Linked DNA regions of Homo sapiens: region 1 is linked to region 2. A link is a contact called in ENCODE Hi-C or POLR2A ChIA-PET data. All regions are on one chromosome and are shown on one strand. The core of a region is the stretch at or near the end of the contact, and the rest is flanking DNA. Distances in the headings are between cores, read along the strand shown.

Region 1 (7,438 bases), core at 2,562-5,061, 360 kb before region 2:
GTTTTGCCAGCATGAGATACTGTCCCCTCTGGAGGATTTTAGGGGAGGAAGAGCCACGTCCCCAGGGATTGGAGGAGGCTCCGGTACCCTCGACCCTCCTGGGTGTTGGTTGGAGCAGAACTGGTGAGGATGTTTGATCCGAGATTTTCTGAGCTCTCCCCAATCACCAGCTGTCTGCTGGGTTCTTTTCTCAAGTCCTGCTGCCCAGGCCCAGGTGAGACAGGCAACGCCAGGTCTGCAGGCCAGGAGAGATGCTGCCCAGGCCTCCTGGTTTCCAAGCTGGTCCATCACTGGCCTCTGTCCTTGGCAGAGACCTTGCTGCCCAGGCCCAGGGGCAGGCTCTTGGCCTGCCCCAGGCCCAGAGGGCTTCCCAGTAAGGCCCAGTGATCCCATTATCCCAGGGGCAAAACCACCTGTCCCCTTTTGAGCTGCCAGTTCCCTACAGCCATCCCCAGTCAAGGGTGAGGGTGTGGCCTTCACCAGGGGCTGCTGTAATTACCGAGCAAGGTCTGAGCTCTTCTTCAGCCTCAGTTCCCTCATTGGTTAAAAGGGTTCTTTGTTCCCATCCAGCCGATGAAGGAGCAAACGTCTGGCTATGTGAAGCCTAATTTACCTGCAGGAACTGGCAGGGATAGTCACTGGCTGGACTCCTGTTTACTTCTAGACCTGGTCAGGCTCCATCCCCTCCCCCACCTGCCCCTGATTCCCCTCGTCGGTGCCTGTCAACTGCTTTTCAGCAGTGGACTGCAGGGGAAAGAGCAGTGATTTGGGGTGAGTAGGCTTCAATTCCCAGCTCTGACCAGACTTGCTGTGTGACCTTGGGCAAGTTCCTTTCCCTCTTTGGAGCTTGGTTTCCCTGCCAGAGGAAACTGAGCTGGAGGAGCCTGAGGTCCTGCCTTTCATTGGCTGACACACCTCCTGTCCACTGTGTCACTCTCCAAGTGCCAGAGAAGTGGAGGCAGATCGCTACCCCAGGCTGAGATGGCCCCCACTGTGAAGGCCACGCCTGTGGGTGGGCAGCCACCTGGTGCCACCACAGGGCACCAGGGATGATCCTGATGTGGCAGGCAGGGGAGACTCACAGAAAAATCTGCCCAGAGCCTACCCTCACCAGACAAACTCTGTGCTCCTCCAAAACATCCTTTAGATGCAAAATAATAATAATAATAATAATAAATAAATAAATAAAAATCCAAACCCAAGTCAAAACCTTGGCTCCAGCATGAAAACACGTTTACAGGAAAGTGTTCTCCTGGGTTTGTGCCCACCATGGTGCGAATCCTGACCCAAGGCCTCCTGTCTCCCTTCAAAGGGAGACCCTTTTGGGGGATGAGTTTGCCAGACTCCCCGTGCTGGTTTCTTTGTTACTATTTGTTTGGGGTTTTGTTTTAGTTCTTTTTTTTTTTCTTTTCTTTTTTAAAAATATGTGGCTGTGAACTTGAATGAACACTGCTCAAACTTTCTGCTATTGGGGGGGGCGGGTGGGATGGGAAGAAGGGGCGTTTGTTTTATTCTTGGTGTTTTCAGTGCAATAAATAGCTACAAACTTCTGTGCACTCTGTGTGTCCCTGTCTTGGTCAAGCCCCTGAGCTGGGAGGTTTTTGTTAGTTTCCAGTTCCAGATCTGCCCCATGGCAAAATAAAAGTCCTGGTCTTCATTCTGATTGGACCAACTGTGGTCACATGCTCAAGGCTGAGCCAGTCACTGTGGGATTATGCCTGGACCACATGCCCCACCTGTAGAGCCAGGGATGGGGTCAGCTTTCTCCCAGGCACATGGGGGTACCCTCAACAAGAGCAAAGGGGTGGCTATGGGTTGCCTGAGCAGCCAAGAGCTAAAGCCTCTCTTGGGCCCTGGGGCAAGGTTCTTCTCCTCTGGGCCTCAGTTTCCCTGTACAATGTGGAGGTTATTCCACAAGTCCCCCACCCATTCTCTTCCCTCAGCCCAGCCTCACAGATGAGTGCTCAGGACTCACCATGCCAGAGAGTGCTTTAAAGAATGGGGAAGGGGAGGAAGGGTCTCTTTACCCATAAACATATGTCTGGACCTAGTGCCTGGGACACTTTGGTCCTTGGAGCCCGAGCTGCTGGCTTCTGGCAGGGCAGAGCCAAAGTGGTGATGCAGAGGCTTTGGCCACCTTCAGGCCACGGTAGAGTGGCCAACCTTCCCAGATACCTGTGTGAGATTTTCAGTGCTCAAAACAGGACAGCACCAGGCCAACCAGACAAGCTGGTCACCCATCCATTGCCCAGAGGCCTGGATGCCACGGGGCCAAGGAAAGGTGCCCATCGGAGCCCACAGTTCCCTCTAGACCATACTCCGGGTGCCTGGCACTCCAGAATCCCTGCACCAGCTGCCTTCCGGGTCTATCCTCACTGCTGGTGTGTGGAATGGCCAGGGGCAGTGTCTATAGGGAGTGTGCCCCTTGCACACAGGGGAGGACCTTCACAGTAAGAACACAGGCCAAGGCTGAGAAAAGCAAGAGAGGCTTGGGGGCTTCCATTTGCCACCTTTGCGGATGATGTTTTAAATTTGAATTAGATGCCAATAGTAAAAAATGAAGAGTTTTTTATTATTGCGGACATCACCGATGTCCTCAAGGGTTTAGTGGCAGGCGTCCTCCCAGCCCTGCCTTCACTTGCCCCAGTGGCTCCTGCCTGGCCCCTGCAGAAAGCTTTGAGGGCTTGGGTGGTCATTGTGTCCCTTCACCAGCAGGTGGCAGCACAGGAGCAGGTTTCAGGCAGTCCTTGGCCCTAGTACGTCTACCATGCCCTGTGAGATATCCTTTAACTCTCAAAAAGTACCGACTCCACTTAAAACACTATTATTATCTCACAGGAGAATGATGCTCTACAGTTCACAAAGTGCTTTCACAACACCTCTTGTCCTAGTTACAACAGTCCTATTTTGAAGATGAAAATGATGAGACTCAAAGGCAAAGAGACTTCTTGCAAGACTCTGACCAGTGCTCACCCCAGCCTTCTAACTCAGAGCACAGTGCTCTGTTCCCTCCAGGGGCCTCCCCTGCCCTGGTCGGTGCTGCCCTGTCCCTGGTCTCTGGACAGCCAGCGAGGAGTGACTGGGATTCTTAGGACCTCCTCCCCTTTTGACACTCTGTCCCCTTCCAGCTACTGTCTTCTCTCTCGGTTGTCTACACCCACAGTCTCCATACTCCAAAGGGCACTGCAGAGGGCCATTTCCCTTGCATTTTCCCACTGAGCGCACTGTGACACCTTCTCACCCTTCAGGACATGGCTCCAGCATCTTCTCTGGGAAGTTCCCTCACCCTCCCCAGCCTCCCCCGTCCCTGGGCTAGGTCCCTCCATGGGCTTCCACAATCTGCTCCACCTTCCTCACCACAGATCTCTGGTTTGAAGTCACCTAAGCAAGTTTCTGCAGAACTGTGTGCTCCTTGAAGGCAGGACAGCATCTTGTCCGTGCTCCGGATGTACGTGGCAGATACTGTCATTCTTGCATAGAGAAGACCCCTAGCAGATGTGCCCCTGGAATGAAGGAGGAGTGGAGGCTGTGTGGGCATGAGTATTCCACCCACCCAGAAATAACAACGGTTAACAGTGGGAACTGACTGAGTGCCAGGCACGCCCCACCTCTTTTATAGGTGCTCTCTCAATCTTCAGCATACCCCTCCACTGAGGGCACTACTATTCTCTTTATTCCGTTAATAAGAAGGTGCCCAGAGGAAAGGAACCCACCCAAGATGGCCCAGGGCACGAGGGAGGGAGGTGAGATTGAGGCTCTCAGCTGCTGTGAACACCTGCTTCCCACACCTGCTTCCCACACCTGCTTCCCTGGGGCATGCTGTGGCTGGGCTGGGCTCCAAGGAGGGCTCAGTGATAAGCTAGACCTGTCTCATGACTTCTGTCCCCCAAGAATCTCTGATGCCATTCCAGACAGTGAGAGACATGCAAAGAGCAAGAACTCAAGGAAGGCTGGGATGGGGGCTGGATCTGGAGGTGCAAAGTGTGCAGGAGCCCAGAGGAAGGAGAAGGAGAGATGGTGACTGGGCTGGATAAAACTTCGTGGGGTGCTTGATGGGATGGAGGCAGGGAGAGTGTGGAGGCCAGAGCAAAGGCTGGGAGCCCAGAACTGTGGCGGCAGGGTGAGCAGAACAGGCTTGGGAGGAGGCCATGGGGGCCGGAGGTGTCTAAGGGCTGAGTGAGCCCCGAATCTGCCATGATGTGGTGCCTTCTCAGGGCATGGGTTGTGCTAAATCTTTCAGGAAACATCCCCTGGCAGGTGCTGGGGGGTGTGCATAGGGCAGGGTGGGGCAGGTCCAGTCCCGTGGAAATGCCCTCTCCTTGTCCTTCCTCCTGGGACCAGCCCTGCCCTCCCTTCTCCACCCAGGGCCACCAAAGTCTCAGAGGCCACTTCCCTCAGGACGCCCTGGCCCAGCCATTCCTTCCCAGACCCAGGGCCTCAACTGGAGGTGGAGGGAGCTGGAGGGGGATGACTCCTTCCTTCCAGGAGAAAAGGGAGGACTGTCAGCATCCTCTCCCAAAGTGACCTTGGAGGAGTCACATCCCCTCTCTGGGCCTTCGTTTCCTCATATTACAATGACACTGAACCTGTGGGCCCCATATGTGAGAACTGAGCTGGCTGCTGCAGATTCACCAGGGAGTTTGCTAAACACACAGATGTTTTGGGCCCCACCCTCACAGAATAAGAGCCATTCTTCTGGGCAGGGGTCCAGGCAGCTGTAGTTTTAGTAAAAGCCCAGGTTTGGGAATTTGCATGGAGCATCCCTTCCCCCTCCCCGCATTGTCCCCACCCCGTTTCCACAGTCACAATGGCAGCCTGAAGATGCAGTTATCAGGGAGCCCCACCCCAGGCTTCCCACTTCCCTGTCCTCCCCTGACTCAGCTAGATCAATATTGACCATAGGCCCCTCCCCTGCCTCTAAGTCCTACCACCCTAAGCCCCAAAGCTCTCTGAGACCCTGACCTCGGATCAGCAGAATCAAGGTCAAGCCAGGCTTGGGACTGTGATGATTTTATTGCTGTGCCCACGCTCACCCTGTATCCCCCTACTCCTAGTGATTGGGCAGGGCATTTGGCTCACTGGAAAAACCTTCAGGGCTCTGAATCCTTAAACTCATTCTGCAAGAGAACTGAGACTTCCTTCCTACTAGGCAGAGCCAATCCCAATCCATCTCCGAAGAGGGGTGCTGCTCCCCTCCCTAGCTCCCGTGGCATGGTCCCCAGCAGAAGGCTGCATGGAGTGGGTGGGAGCAGAGAGCTCCCTTTTCCTCACCTCCCTCCACCAAGGCACCTCTGCAGAGCCCTCTGTCCTTGTTCAACCCACTTGTTTTATAGATGGGGACACTGAGGCTGGGTCCTCAGGGCACACAGATGGTGCTGGCAAGCCTGGGCCTCCAGTTTAGCCTGTCCCTGGCTCCAGGCACACCAACTCCCAGCCTCTTTCTCCCCAGGCTGGTTGGAGGTGGGAGCTGAGCCTCAGTTTCCTTATCTGTACAAGGGAGAGCTGGCTAATGAGATGCATCCCATCTAGAGGGTTCCTGCATGCCACATTTTGTGCTAAGCACTTTGATCACATTTTAAAAATATGTATTGAGCATCTAATTTATCTCATTTAATCCCCTGCCAAGGGAAAGCTATTCTCCCCTTTCACATCTGAGAACACCGGGGTTCAGAGAGGTGAAGCAGCAGATTCAGAGGGGCCATGGAGCCAGGGTTCCACTCTGACCAGCAGATGCCTAAAGCCTCCTTGGCTCCTACTGCCCACAGTTTTCTTTTCTTTTTAGAGAAGGTTCTTAGCCTGTCACTCAAGAGATCCTCCCAGCTGGGTAAGGTGGCTTAAACCTGTAATCCTAACACTTTGGAGGCTGAGACAGGAAGATTGCTTGAGCCCAGGAGTTCCAGACCAGCCTGGACAACAAAGTGAGACCCTGTCTCTACAGAAAAAAAAAAAAAAAATTGCTGGCGTGGTGGTGTACACCTGTGATCCTAGCTAGTAGGGAGGCTGAGGTGGGAGGATCGCTTGAGCCTGGGAGGTCAAGGCTGCAGTGAGCTGTGATTGTGCCATTGCACTCCGGCCTGGCTGATAGAAGGAGAACCTGTCTCAAAAAAACTCCACAAAACAACAACAACAAAAGCAATCCTCCCACCTCAGCCTCCTGAGTAGCTGAGACTACAGGCACAAACCACTAAGCCTGGCTTCTAAAAAATGTAGAGATGAGGTCTTGGTACATCGCCCAAGCTAGTCTCGAACTCTTGGCCTCAAGCGGTCCTATGGCCTCTGCCTCCTGAGCAGCTGGGATTACAGGCACCAGCCACTGAACCTGGCTCCCTGGCTGCAATTTTCTAGGGTTGCTGCTCACAGAGCCTATGGACTTGAGCAGGAAAAGGCTTTCTTTCCCAAAACAAAAAGTGATTCTGAATGGGGGTGCTGAGAAAAGGCCTCCCTGTGGCCAGAGGGGGCGGGCTGCTGCTCTGTCCTGGGGGAGAAGGCCAAGGCAGCAGGAAGTCAGGCGGAGACAGAGCAGGGGGGACTGTTGGCCAAGGATCCGCAGACGGGCAGCCAGCCCTGGATGCCCTTCCAGGGCAGGACCAGCTTCAGCGAGGACTCAGGCCCCAGAGGGAGTGGGCTGGAGCTCAAAGAACCAAACTTTCCATGAGCCACCAGCAAAAAATGAGTCTGGAGGAGCCTGTCTACCGCAGACCCTGGGGCTCAGCAACTAAGGGTCACGTGGGATTCTGAGGGGCCTGCAACTGTCTTAACTCTTTGCTGGATATCCCTAGAGCCACCCAAGAACTGTGTTCAGTTTGATGCTTCATGGTGCAAAGCTGTGAACCAGCCTTGTGGAGTCACTGGGGCGACTGAGAGATGAGGAGAGTCCAGTCTCTGTCCTGGAGGAGTTGGTAGTGGGACAGAGATGGTAGACACAAGTGTGTTCCTCCAATCAATAAATGTGTATCACATGCCCACCAAGCCAATGGGTGATGCTGCTACGTGGTAGGAGCTGTCATTGCCCACATTTTACAGGTAAAAGAATGAGAGCTTAGAGAGGTTAAGTGACTTCCCCAAGACCACACAGCCAGGGAGGAAATAAATCCAGATCAGTGTGGCTGAGCAGCCTGAGGCCTCTGCACCATGCCCTGCTGTGGCCCCAAAGCACTCTGGGGTCCAAGGAGAGTCTTCACTATGTGGAAACAAAATGCACTGTCTCAAAAGGATGTGAGTGCCCTGGGCAGGCAGGGCTGGGCTGTCAGGACTCACCAGATGTCGGGCTGAGTCAGACCCCCTGAAGATTCTAGGCGTCCACATCTGGTTAGGGAATTGAGGAAGGCTTACAGGGGAGGGTATATTTAGGAGGGACTTAAAGGATGGCTAGGATCCCAACGGGTGGGCGGGAAGACACTGGATCAAGGCGGAAGGCCCTGCCTAAGCCAAGGTTGGA
Region 2 (7,183 bases), core at 1,693-4,192:
CTGTTCTTATTTTATTTATTTATTTTGAGATGGAGTCTTGCTCTGTTGCCCAGGCTCTGTTGCCACGACCTTGGCTCACTGCAACCTCCGCCTCCCGGGTTCAAGCGATTCTCCTGCCTCAGCCTCCCGAGTAGCTGGGATTACAGGCGCCCCTCACCACGCCGGGCTAATTTTTGTATTGTTAGTAGAGATGGGGTTTCACCACGTTGGCCAGGCTAGTCTCGAACTCCTAACCTCAGGTGATCCGCCCGCCTCAGCCTCCCAAAGTGCTGGGATTACAGATGCGAGCCACCGCGCCCAGCCTGTTCTTGTTTATATATAATTCTCTTTGCCAGTGTTTCAACCCTTTGGGGCTTATGGGTGTCTGGCATTTAAAAATAAAGTTAAAGCACAAAAAACAGCTTTAGGGCAAAATACAGGCTAACCCCTTTGAGACGTGAGGAAATAACACACAGGCACGCAACTGAGAGTCTTGGAAGATGCCACTTCCTCACCCTACTTGCTGGAAGTACACAAAGGAAAATGTTCTGAGCTCATTCAATTACCGCACACAATGCAGGCCTGCTCTCTATGAGATCCTCTGACCAGAAACCATTTTGTAATTACAAATTGATGAGTGTTTTGCCTGGAACCACAATGCCAAAATACCTCCTACAGTGCATTTATTCAATGTGCTTATGTGAAAGTTGATATACCAAAACAAGGAAGTCTTTGTTCAGAAAGTGGTATAGCTTTATAAAAGTCAGGGCAAAAAGTCGTTCATGGAACAGCTGTTATGTGAGATGAGTCTGAATGGTTATTTTATTTATTTATTATATTTTATTTACTTTACTTTTTCAGAGATGGGGGTCTCACTATGTTGCCCAGGCTGGCCTTGAACTCCTGGGCTCAAGTGATCCCCCACCTCAGCCCCTGTGCCTGGCACGAATGGATATTATGAACTGTGAAAAGTGCTCTGAAGGAGGGAGAAGTGTGGTGAGGTGAGGAGCAGACATCATCCGGGGTCTTATCTGAGAAGGTGACGCTGAAAACTGAAATCTCTTCCCCATTTAGTGGTCAGAGTGTCCCTCAATGAGCTCCCAGGACCAACAAGGAAAAACACACATGGGCAAAGCTGTGGGTGGTATTTTGTTTTTAATCTCCATAGTGTATTTGTTAAGTTTATTTATAAGCAGATCACTTCACTATTTACAGTACATGAGCATAGAGATTCTACAGTTTCTGTGATGTAAACAATAACCCCACAGTGGGAGTTTGAGAAAAGAAGCCAGTTCTGAAGTATTTACAGACATTAAAATAGAACTTTATACTCACAGAATAATAATACATAGAGCAATTTGGTTAAATTATCTAGGAAACTATAGAATCTGACAATGTACAAATACAAGAAAACATTTTCTCATTTAGAAGGTAAGACAGAGAAATCACACCAGAAATAAAATAGGGACGATGACAACCACAATATGTAAAAGCAAAGAAGGTTTCCTCCTTGCCTCTTACGGATAAAGTATTTATATAAATAAGGACACAACCCAACAAAATGGAAAAAATATATAAAAATCCTCTACCAATTAAAAAAAATAGCAAAACTAAAAACTTGATTCTCAATCATTAGCAGTGTCCTTTAAAAAATTAAAATTTAGCTTTCTATTATAAATAACAAAGCAGATGTGTCCCTCTGTGTAGGTGAAATTCTTGCACCTTTCTCAATAAATGCATCAATGTAATTCCACACACACACACACACACAAACACACACACACAGGCACAGACGTGTGTATGTGTGCACAGATACACACACACACACCCCCACCACAAACACAGCCTTACACTCACGCACTCAGGCCGTAGTTACCTTGTTAAGCTTCCTAATAAATAATGCCCCCTACAGTAGTACCCCCGGGGATGACAAAACCTCACAGGTTTAGCCATTCCTTGGTTTGACCCTGTCGCAGAGTCAGGGAAAGCCCTGGCTCCTATTGCTCAGAATTCTCTAGGCTGTGTGGTCACACCAAGAGAAAATAATTTGAGTCCAAGATTTGGAAATGCTGGAAAGGACCATAGGGACCACCTTGCCCAGTTGATTAAGGCTGGCTACAGACACCTTCTTTAGAAACCTGGGGTTGGGGAGAGGGCTCGTGTTGGTTTCAACATTAGCAGCTGCCTCTGGAAGAAGCAGATGCTCCAAGCCAATGCTAACAACATGGCACAAGGAGGCGAGGGGGTGGGTGTGAATTCCAGAGCAGACTGCACTAAGCTGGACTTCTGGATGGTCATCTTCCCCAGAAACCATTTGGAAATCCAAGCAGTCTATTCCCCTGCTGCACATACCACCTTGTCCACGCTCCCCTTGAGATTTCCCACCTGTTTCCATTGGAATCAGAACATCCCTCAAGAAACAAAGTTGGGAATAGTTTATGACTTTTTATTCCTAACACAAAAACATTTGACAAGATTTTAAAAATACAAAATACAGAAACAAAAAATTGAACAAAAAAAACTATTTGGCTATTCGGGGATCATATCAAAGATCATGGCCAGGCCCCCCACAAAATCCTTACACCCAACTTCTTATCTTGCCTTGAGGGCAGAATTCGGACCACCCAGCAAAGGTTTACTTAACAAGGTCAGCAGCTGGGCTGCCAGTATTGCAGTTACAGTAAACCCTTCCCGGGCACCTGGACCTCTCCTGGTCCACTCCTGTCTCTTCTGCCCACAGGACAGCTAGTGCATTTCTCAGTTCTGCGTGAGAGTCTACTAAGTGGCTGCTTCTGGAGTCTTCTGACCCTAGTGTTGCACTGATCTCTGAACACAAAGGCAGTTCGTTCAGGCCATTATATTTCATTCCCAAAGTTCACGATGGACAGCAGGGTGGCCGAAAGGATTTATTTGCCTTCCATCTGGGTAGCTGGTGGAGACAACCTTTGGCCACTAGATGGCGACCGCATGTTGATAAGGCAAAGTGCTGAGGTGGAAACTGACCAATTCCCTTCACAAGTAACCAATGAGCAAGGGTGGTCAAGTGAAAAAGGAAGCTTTTGTAAGCCGCCTTGGAGACTCCTTTGACCAAAAATACAGCCCAGGGGGGTTCTAGTTATATAAACCCCTCTTTGAGGAGTTGTTGCACAGCCCAGGGACCGACCACCTATAAAACCTATTTTCCAAGCCCCAAATTTGGGCAGTTGGATTTTTGTACTCCTTCCGGATGTGCAAAGCATACTGATGAAACAGAGTATCTGAAAAGCTGTCCCCAGGAATCACGAAGGCTCAGTCACTGCTGCTATACCATTAAAGAAACAAAAAACAAAAGCTGCCCTAAACATATGCAGCGCGATCAATGCCTCCTGTTGCCCCATATGTTTTACAATCATTTGAAAGAAATGTGTGAAAAGCTCCTAAGCTGTTTTTCTTTAAAAAAAAAAAAAAAAAGTGTATTGCTAGTATTGTCTGAGAACAAGAGAGAAACAGCCAAATGGTCACAACATTCGGATTAACAGCTATCCAGTGGGGACAAAGACAAGGTTAATGTGAGATTTGACATCGTTACCTAGCCAAGTTGGGGGTTTAATTCCTTACTGTCCCCACTAGAAACTATGGCTTAGATCTGTCCCGGGGAGCTGGTCTTCTTGGATAAGGCAACTCAGCCAGGACACAGTGGGATTGAACCTACTGCTGGTTGGTTCTTGCAGAGAACCCTCACCCTGAACAGGAGCTGGGTCAAGTCAGAGAATGGAATCAGTTTCAAGGAGGAGTGATGGATTCCCAATGCTCCTGGTTGGGGATCTGAGCCTCTCAGAGGTGAAAGGGACTTTAATGCTCATATTCAACATTCTCATTTGGTAGATGAGGAAACAGGGGCCCAAGGTCACATAGCAAGTAAGAAACATTAGGGTTTCTGATTCTGAGATGGCTTACAGTTAAGTGACTTACTCTACAAACTCATTTCACTCAGCTGGGCTGTTTTCATCTTTCTGTAAAGGTAGGTACCAAGATCTAAACCCATGGCTCCCTGTTTCAAGGGCTTCCAACAAAAGGCCAGCAAAGGGTTGGCCCCAGCACTGGCTCTCCTGCTGCTGACATCTCCAAAGGCATCTCTGCTCTCTCCTACCTGACAGCAGCCCCATTCCCAAACTCCCTGTCCCAGTCTCTAGAAGATCACTTCACACAGCCAAAGGAGACTCGTATTTTCCAGTGTAGAAACACGGACCCAGGCTGAAGTGTTGGGGTTTTCTCAAAGTGCTTTTATTGTTTAATGCAAAGTCAGCCTTTGCCTACTTCCTGGGTGTCTTGTAGCCGGCTCAGGGCCTCCCCCATCCCATGGTGGTTCTGGGCCAAGGACACATCCATGCATGTGGGTTTCCAACTCTGCAGCTCCCCTCCATTTACCCGGTACCTCCAAACTTGACGAGCAGACCTGGAGCCCATCTGTGTGTAAAAACCCCTCAGGGACTAGGGGACTAACTTTGACATATTGCACATGCACTAGTTTTCTTCTTCCCCATTGGTAAGGATGACAGGGTCCCTCTTCTTTGGCCAGGGAAACCATGACATTCACTTTCTTTGCTGTTGTACATCCAATTTCTTTCCTTAATCATATCTGATGCTGGGATGTGGGTAACCCCAAACTGAAGGCAGCTGCTAAATCTCAAATGCTAAAAAAATACTGCAATTTTGACATCAGTGAGTCAGATCAATACATCCTCTGGGGCTGATTTTGCTTCACAGTTAGGATGAGCCATCTCTTAAGCTGCAGGCTCAAATGGGATTAACTGAACTCTATACCTGGGATGGGCCATGGACTGAGCTGTCCATGCAGAAGGACCAGGCTGTCCATGCCTTCCCTGCCCTTTTACTCACCACTGCACAGCAGCCCCAGTGGGCCTACTGCACATGTCTAGGAGAAATCACTCTAAGAAAACCAACAGGAACAGGCTTTAGGCAACAAGAGACGTCTCACTGCATCTCCTCCCACGTCAGAACTTGAGTACTGGGTCTTTGCAGCTCAGAGCATTCCTCCCTTCCTTCTCCTGCCCGCAAAGCCCTGCCTCTCTCCTGAGTACATATGACACTCCATGCTGCAAGATTTCAAGGCAGATGCAGGTATCTTATGGGTGCTTTTTGACTCAAAGCAGCTTTTTGGTTGAGGGGGCAAGTTGTGACGGAGCAGGGGGTGGGGGCCTTAGCTGCACTCCATCCACTCATATTCTTTAACTCTTTGATGCATTTTCCTTCGGTAACCAGAGCCCCCGAGAATGGGGATTCTGATTCAGCCTTGTACAGACTGAGGAAGGAGATGGAAGAATTCCACTTAGTGGTTGGATCAGACATTTTTGGAAAACACCAGCACGGCACAGAAACGGACAGTACGACCTGCCCTGTGCGGGCGGCTATCGACACAGTCTACAGCAAGCTTTATGGCGATCACATGTAAACATCATCAAGAGCAAACACTAGGACAGAGCTACAACGAGATGGTTGCCAATGGCAGCTGCTCCCTCTGGGTTACTCCTCAATTTGGTGGGAAAGAGACCAAGGTTCACTCGTTTTTCTGAATAGACCTTGGAGTTGCCCTAAATAATACACAGCACCGAATGAGTCCTTCGGGATAGAGGTTGTCTGCAGGGTCGGTAAATTTTAGAACTTGTAGCATTTTATGTACGGGATAGCAAGTAGAGACTACTCGATGCCCTTGGCAGGCAGCGTCCCCTAGCCCTGACTTTAGGTATGTCATGTCCCAATGCCACGCTCAGGTCTCTGCTCAAGGGCCAACGTCTAAGCTAACTACAAGTGTCCTAGGTTAATCTGACATGAAAGGACAGCTTTAGCTGACCCCAAAGCAGGGAGGGACAGACTGGTCCTTTGCTAAAACTCTCCATTTCTTTACTCTAAAGTATCACCAGCCCAAGGCTGACCCTTTGACCAAGAGCAATCAAGGAAGAAGCAAATAGGAGGGGCTAAGAGATCATATATGGACCAACTCCTTTCAGCACACCGGGGTGCCAGGGAGTAAAAGGGACTTACCAAAGTTACAAAGGAAATTCTTGGTAGAATCTGGACTCCCCCAACTCTCCAGACTTGGAATCTAGTGTTCTTTCCTATCTCAGTTCTCTCCTTGATGTAAATCAGGACTTAACTTAGTGGAGGCAGCAGAAAGATCTAAATTTTATCCCATTCCATAATCATTTATTGTGTGCCTACTATGTGCTAGGCAGTGAATAGCTAAAGAGGAAATCCGAATGATCAGGTCTGTGCTGTGGGAAGTCCCTTTTTGGTCCATCTTCCTAAGCCCTGCCTTCCCCAAATATGTTCCTGTCTGTCATTCGTCTACCGCCCCCTGCACCCTCTGCAAGGGGACGTGGGCGTCAAAATAGTATTGGGAGTGTTACGCCATGGAATAGCATTAGGGGAGTTTTCTCTCATGGAACGGAACATCACAGACAGGGATAGGCCAGCATGAAACCCAGCCAGCATATGGTTTTGTGTGATTGTTGGAAACCTTCCAAAGATTAGCCCAAGATGTCAAATAGATTGAACTCTAATCAATTAGTAATGACTTACCAGAGCACTGATTTCAGGATTCTTATAGCACATCCAGGCTCAGGGAACCTGAGTGGTGTGATTGATTAGTTATGTCTGTATTGGTCAAGGAGGTGGGAGTAGTGGCACATGAGCTATGTATTTGCCATCTTGGGCTAGACACTGCCTCAGCAGAAGCTAACAATGTTGAAACATGTCTAATCAGTTCATTTCACAGGAAAGGAAATTGGAGTCCAGAGAGGTCAACTGCTGTGACACACAACAGTTCAAATTCCCTACCCCTACTAAAGCCTGTCTCTTCCGGCCTTGTCCATGGGCTGGGAGTATGCTCACCACTCAGTGGAAGATCATGGGCTCATTTTACCTACTGAGGTATTTGATAATCTTTAAAAACGTCAATTCTCAACAGTCTAGGCTTGGCATAAGCAACAAATTACATTAGCCTGTTTAGTTTAATGAGCCACTTTCAAATTTTTAAAGCAGCAGGACTTAAAAAAAAAATACAAAAATTTCCCGAGGAACCCTGATGTATGAAAGAAATCAGAAACAATGTACTCATACCCTGCCTGGCCATGCTCCCTGCATGAATGGCCCCCAAGGTACCCACAGAACATTAAGCTGGAAATGGCTTTGACATCACTTAAGA

Evidence for each region. Hi-C counts contacts between places; a loop is a spot of excess contacts on that map. ChIA-PET counts read pairs that join two places held with the same protein, here RNA polymerase II (POLR2A). Pooled maps may share reads with other maps.
Region 1: a map of mammary epithelial cell shows a loop between it and region 2 (6-fold over the local background). The contact joins two enhancer-like sites. A Hi-C loop is called at or near these places in 3 of 168 maps with a recorded cell type or tissue (chondrocyte, heart left ventricle and mammary epithelial cell), 1 of 37 single-sample maps with no recorded cell type and 10 of 50 pooled maps. POLR2A ChIA-PET finds 5 or more read pairs at or near these places in 1 of 52 experiments (GM12878).

Annotation. Positions count from the first base shown.
Region 1 is chr5:150,213,609-150,221,046 of GRCh38, reverse strand. It overlaps CAMK2A (calcium/calmodulin dependent protein kinase II alpha), which reads left to right. Exons shown (of 19, transcript NM_015981.4): 19 at 1-1,556. Among named protein-coding and RNA genes, the nearest start is that of SLC6A7, 27 kb to the right of the region's middle. Within about 2 kb of position 3,811, at least 2 of the 41 ENCODE cell types and tissues checked have a DNase peak (open chromatin) inside an H3K27ac peak, as active enhancers do.
Region 2 is chr5:149,848,955-149,856,137 of GRCh38, reverse strand. PPARGC1B (PPARG coactivator 1 beta) reads right to left here. Exons shown (of 12, transcript NM_133263.4): 12 at 1,116-7,183. Among named protein-coding and RNA genes, the nearest start is that of PDE6A, 92 kb to the left of the region's middle. Within about 2 kb of position 2,942, at least 4 of the 41 ENCODE cell types and tissues checked have a DNase peak (open chromatin) inside an H3K27ac peak, as active enhancers do.